Linked DNA regions of Mus musculus: region 2 is linked to region 1. A link is a contact called in ENCODE Hi-C or POLR2A ChIA-PET data. All regions are on one chromosome and are shown on one strand. Each heading gives the region's core, a stretch centred on a gene start or an enhancer-like site at or near the end of the contact. The rest is flanking DNA. Distances are from core to core; before and after follow the strand shown. Region 1 holds the start of Khk (ketohexokinase). Region 2 holds the start of Preb (prolactin regulatory element binding).

Region 1 (2,700 bases), core at 129-2,628:
TTGCTCAATGATGGAGGCTACTATGACCCAGAGACAGGTAACTAAAAGGCCGACGGGTGGCCTAGTGAGGTAACGGGTGAAGCTGAGCAGTACTAATGCCTCCTTCACACCTCTGCAGACAAGTACAGCTTTTCACTTGTAATTACAAAGACCTCTATTCTTTCCATGCACTCACACCACAGTTAGGCAAAGAGAGAGTGGGGGAGGGGAGGAGACATCCACACCACACGGATCTTTACTGGGACAGACTCCAGCACACACTCTGCAGCAACTGCTGGAGATGCAGCAGGGGATTCCTACAGTGTACAGTTAGTGGAATAGCAGGGAAAGGACGGGTGGGCCACTCCACAGCCAGGAGTGCTGTACCCACTCTCCGAGAGACCTTCCTTGTCCCAGCCAGCGTCTCCCCTCCTGACTGTCATCCTTGTCTCCAGGTGTATTCACTGCACCACTGGCTGGACGCTATTTGCTGAGCGCTGTACTTACTGGGCACCGGCATGAGAAAGTGGAAGCAGTATTGTCACGCTCCAACCTGGGCGTGGCCCGCATAGACTCGGGAGGCTATGAACCCGAGGGACTGGAGAATAAGCCTGTGGCCGAAAGTCAGCCCAGCCCAGGCGCTCTGGGCGTCTTCAGCCTCATTCTGCCACTGCAGGTCGGAGACACTGTCTGCATCGACCTGGTCATGGGGCAGCTGGCACACTCCGAGGAGCCGCTCACCATCTTCAGCGGAGCCCTGCTCTACGAGGACACAGAGCTTGAACAGGTGTAGACAGGGTGGACCCGACCACCAAACTTATCTACAGGGGCCGCAGAGCCACCTGGATGGTGGCTACCCACCAAGGCAAGGGCAAGTCTGGCGACCACGTCCCGCTGCGGTTCAGGCATCCAAATCGGTCACTCCGTACGTTGTGACTGCGTGGTCTATGGGACCGAGGCATCTCCTCTTGACCTTTGGCCTCATTGCCGTCCCCACCAGAGCCCTCTCCGGGACCCAAGCTGCGGAAGAGGAACCTACCCTCCAGGGCTCTCCCCAGTCCACACCACCGTACTAAACTATTCAGGAATAAAGACACTTTTTTTTTTTCTACAAAACATAGCTATTCTGCTCTAGTACATGTTTGGGGGTAGTTAAGGGACAGGACAGGAGGAAACAGAGTTCTACGGAGGGAACCTAGGCTGGTGATCTTTGGGTGTGCTCCCTACTAAGGGCACCTGCGGACTCAGGGTCACGGCCACCGGTCCCCACAGCGGCCGCTAGGGGGCGCTAGGCCAGAACCACTGCGAAGGCTGGCAGCGTTCCCCGTCACGTGACACCGTTAATCTGGCGCGGGGGGGGGGGGCGGGGCCTCGGCCGGGTGGGCCACCTTGGCGGGGCGAGGGAGAGAACGCTTGCTTCTGTGCTCCGCCTGCGAAGGCGAAGTTTCTGTTGCCAGACTGTGCTAGTCCGGGTGGTCCAGGGTCTGCAGCAGGCGCAGAGGGATCGGAAAGGCGATGCATTACTAGTGCGCTTTCGCTTTGACAGCTGAGGCGGAAAAGTGAGAGGGCCTGCCATTGGCCGGGCTAGGTAACCCACCCTTGCAAAGCAGAAAGCTCCCTGCGGGAGGAGTTCTGCACGCAGAGGAGGAGCCAAGGTAGCCAGTGAGAAGTTGGGACACGGTCCTCCAGTAGATAAGAGGCAGAGCCCAGCAGGAACCCCCTCTGCTTGCGGGTAGGAAGCTTGGGGAGCAGCCTCATGGAAGAGAAGCAGATCCTGTGCGTGGGGCTGGTGGTGCTGGACATCATCAATGTGGTGGACAAATACCCAGAGGAAGACACGGATCGCAGGTAGGGGCGCCCAAGCCCCTCGGAGATCCCAGGGCCGCTGTGGTCCTGTCTTTTTGCGTGTCACTGCTAATCGGCTGCTAAACCAGGGATAGCCCTCTGTCTCCATGTGGTGAGGCCTGAGTTCAGCTTGGCGTTCTCTGTCCCGGGTCCCTAAGGGGTACTCTGTGAGAATGAAGACATGAGACTGGAGACCTTTAAAACCAAGACCCAGGGGGTGTGTTGTTTTGTTTTCGGAGTCTTGCTTTGTAGCCCAAGCTGGCCTAAACTCCTTTAGCCTCCAGAATTAACAAGAGTGCAAACGTATGCCTGAATCAAAACCCAGGCTTTCACTAGTGTGTTGTTGGCTGTTTACCATTTCAATCTGCCGATCATCAAAATCCTCAGTTTACAGAGAGGGCTGTAATGATTTTTTTCCCTCCTGAGCCCTCACACACCTGATAAGGTGCCAGACAAATTTTCCTCACCCCAAACCCCCAGGTCTCCCAACTCCTAGCCTATGCACTTCTAATTTACCGCTTACAGCTAAAATAAAACACCAGGTCGCTAGCAGTGAGTGGTATGTGATGTTAAACTACTCACATTTAAAAGCCTGGCCCTGGCGTTTGAGCCTTGCCTAGCTCAAGGACTGGCCGGCAGTGTAAGCAAAGCTGGAGGCTCTCTGGGTCAGACAGGGAGAAACTTGGCTCCTGAGCCACAGCAGGCTTTCTCCTGGAGCTAAGTGCCAAGAGGGGTCTTTACAAAGGTGGGTAAACATCTTAGTGGATGTTCTCAGAACATTCTCAATTGTCTGGTAGAAGTTAAAGTGTCCTTTGATGGCTCTTATCTTTGCTCTTGATAAAGGCCACTCCAATGTGCTGCTGTGCCGTGAAGGCA
Region 2 (2,700 bases), core at 117-2,616, 39 kb after region 1:
AACCAGATTCCTTTGTTGTTGTTTTTTAAGACAGGGATTTGCTAGGCACCCCAGGCTAGCCTTAAATATCCTCTTGCCTCCACTCCTAAGCTCTGAGACTACAGCTGTGCACCACCTCCCTCAGATGGACCTGAGCATCTGTATTAACTAACACCAGTCCTCTAGTGACCCAAGTACAGACTTCAATGTGACCACTGCCCCACACCTAATCTCTCGTTTTTGGAGACCAAGAATTAGAGCGACTTTTTCCAAAGCTCTTCACCTGACTTCTCCGCTTTACTGCCCTTCTGTTGATGGACCTGGAAACGAAGAAGCTGACACTGGGCATCCTGTCCGGCAGCAAGAATGTCACCAGCAAGCGCCAAATTCATGGTGGCCCGTGTCTCCGTGTCATGAGAGTGCAGCAAGGAAGCGCTCAGGCACCCGTTGATCAGCTCTAGCTGCAGAAAATGCTGTGAGGGAACCAAAGTGGGCAAAGGTCAGGCCAGCCCGGAAGTCACATTAAATCCTAGTCTCTCTCAGTTGTACTTTTGCTTCCCGCACCTCCAGCTCTTATTTTTTGTTTTTTTTTGTTTTTTTGTTTCTTTGGTTGTTGTTGCTGTTGCTTAGAGCTGTATTCTCTTACTGGAGCTTCTTAATTCATACAGCAAGCAGGGTTTAGATTACTAGGTCCAGTTTACAGAAAGAAAAGAATTCCGTCTCCAGCTGCTTGAAGATGGACAAGACAATGTGCCTTCCTGGAAAAGGCCAGCGTATGAGCCCTGGACCAGCTCTCGTAATCCGGCGTGGACAGTCCTGGATTCGCAGACCTGCACAGCTTTCAGTCTAATTTTGGCTGTCTCAACCACTCTGCTCAGGTGAAACCAGCACCCGAACGGCAATCCTGGGTGCTCCCGCTAGAAATGGGTAGGGACTAAATCAGGGGTACTGCTCACCTCTGCATCCCCCGGCCACCCTGGAATCTCCCTGGGCCACGGTATAACCTGTTCTCAGTGGCCCTGCGTTCTCACCACGCCATTCTTTATGCCGGTCTTGGCAGCTCCTCCTCCGCCCGCAGCGATGAGCAGCCCAGTCTTGGGGTCTATCCGAAGCGCGTACAACGGGAACGGGGCCCGGTACAGCTCCACACCCCGGCGCCGACCCATCCCGCCCGCACGTTCACCGCCAACCCCGCGGAACCCACGACATGCCGCGCCTCGCCTCCGAAAGCTCAGGAACTTGGCGCTAGAGTTTTCCGGAAGACTGCCGACCCCTCTCAGCACTGGACTTGCCACCACTCAAACCACCGCAAGCAGCCGATCTGCGCCCGCGCGGCCGACTGGGTCTTGCAGGCGTTCAGTGCGCACGCGCCGAGCTCCTGGGCTCTCTCTGCGCAAGCGCAAGACGCCAATCCGCGTCAGCACTAGCGGGACGCGCTGTCACGGAACCCTGGCGTCGGATCCGGGTCCTAGCCCCGAATGACGATGAAGCTGCCATCTTTGTGTGGGGCGTGGGAGGTGGGGCTAGAAGAGATTACTGAAGATCAGTAAATCGAATTAAAAAGTTCTCGGACTGGGACAGTCCCCACTTCAGGAGAGATACACAGCAGACTCGTACAAGCCGGGCCTTTGTGTGTTACTCCAGGGAGGAAATGGGTTCTCCCGGGTTGTGTGGAGGACAGACACTCCAAAACAGATTCACTGCTTCCTAATATCCTAATATGAAGAAATCAGTCCCCACTTTGAGAGCATCCTCCGCGGTTGATTGGACTCTTTCTTATGGCTTGACATCCACTTCTGGAACATCGAACTCATGGGACTGGCAAGACTTGAGACTAGGCACAAAAACCCACAAAATCCCAGATAAACCGGGCTATTTGGTTACCCTACTATTTAAGTGTTTTTGGAACATGTTCACATTATAGAGATGTAAGGACCATTATTTGAATATGGTTTATATTTTAGTATTTGATGTCTTTTGCGATTCATAATGAGCCCCAGTCAACCATACATGAATTTATACTACCATGGTGTCTTTTGGACCCATATGCAGCTGAACAAACCACGTGATTAGAAGAAGCCAATTTTAGGCCCATTTACTAGCCTTCAGGGAGGAGAGAGGAACTTGACACTGAATTCAGTCACCAGTGGCCAGTATGTGCCCATATGATGAAATATTTGTTTTTAAAACAACCCTAGACAATAGGGATCAATGAGCTCCTGGGTTGGTGGTCTCATGTAGGTGCTGGATGGATGGATGGTGTGCCCAGAGAGGGCAAGGAAGTACTGCATTCTTCACCCTTTATCCTCCATGTACCTTGCCCTACACATCTCTTCCCTTCTGCTAATTCTGAGTTCTATTCTTTATGCTAGAAGAGAAATCCTAAGGAAGATGGAAGTGAGCTCTGTGTGCTGTTCTGACAACTTACCAGACTGACAGAGGAAGTCACAGGGACTTCTGCTTCCCAGCCTGTTATTTAGAAGTACAGATAGATGGTCAGGACTCAAAGCTGGAGACACTGGAAACGATCCTTTAGGATCAGTCCCTTTGATTTATGGGATCTATCCAGTGTGAACACCTGTGGGTGGGTGGTGTTAGAAATTTCGTTCCATTGTTGGACAGATACCTAGTTGGTGTCTTAGAATTGGAGATGTGTCTGAAAACACTCCATATTTGGTTTCAGAGATGTCCTAAGAAGCAGAACTTCTCACTGTGTGAATG

The links. A loop is a pair of places that touch in the nucleus more often than their neighbours do. ChIA-PET counts read pairs that join two places held with the same protein, here RNA polymerase II (POLR2A).
Region 2: a loop to region 1 is called in a map of heart, with 2.1 times the contacts of the local background. The contact joins the promoter of Preb here to the promoter of Khk in region 1. A Hi-C loop is called at or near these places in 5 of 37 maps with a recorded cell type or tissue (T-helper 17 cell and heart). POLR2A ChIA-PET finds 5 or more read pairs at or near these places in 4 of 5 experiments (Patski and embryonic stem cell).

What each region holds. Positions count from the first base shown.
Region 1 is chr5:30,920,181-30,922,880 of GRCm38, forward strand. It overlaps Khk (ketohexokinase), which reads left to right and starts at 1,379. Exons shown (of 9, transcript NM_001310524.1): 1 at 1,379-1,827. The coding sequence starts at 1,736. It overlaps Emilin1 (elastin microfibril interfacer 1), which reads left to right. Exons shown (of 8, transcript NM_133918.2): 7 at 1-37; 8 at 435-1,095. The coding sequence ends at 772.
Region 2 is chr5:30,958,961-30,961,660 of GRCm38, forward strand. Preb (prolactin regulatory element binding) reads right to left here and starts at 1,367. Exons shown (of 9, transcript NM_016703.3): 1 at 1,011-1,367; 2 at 263-452. The coding sequence starts at 1,145.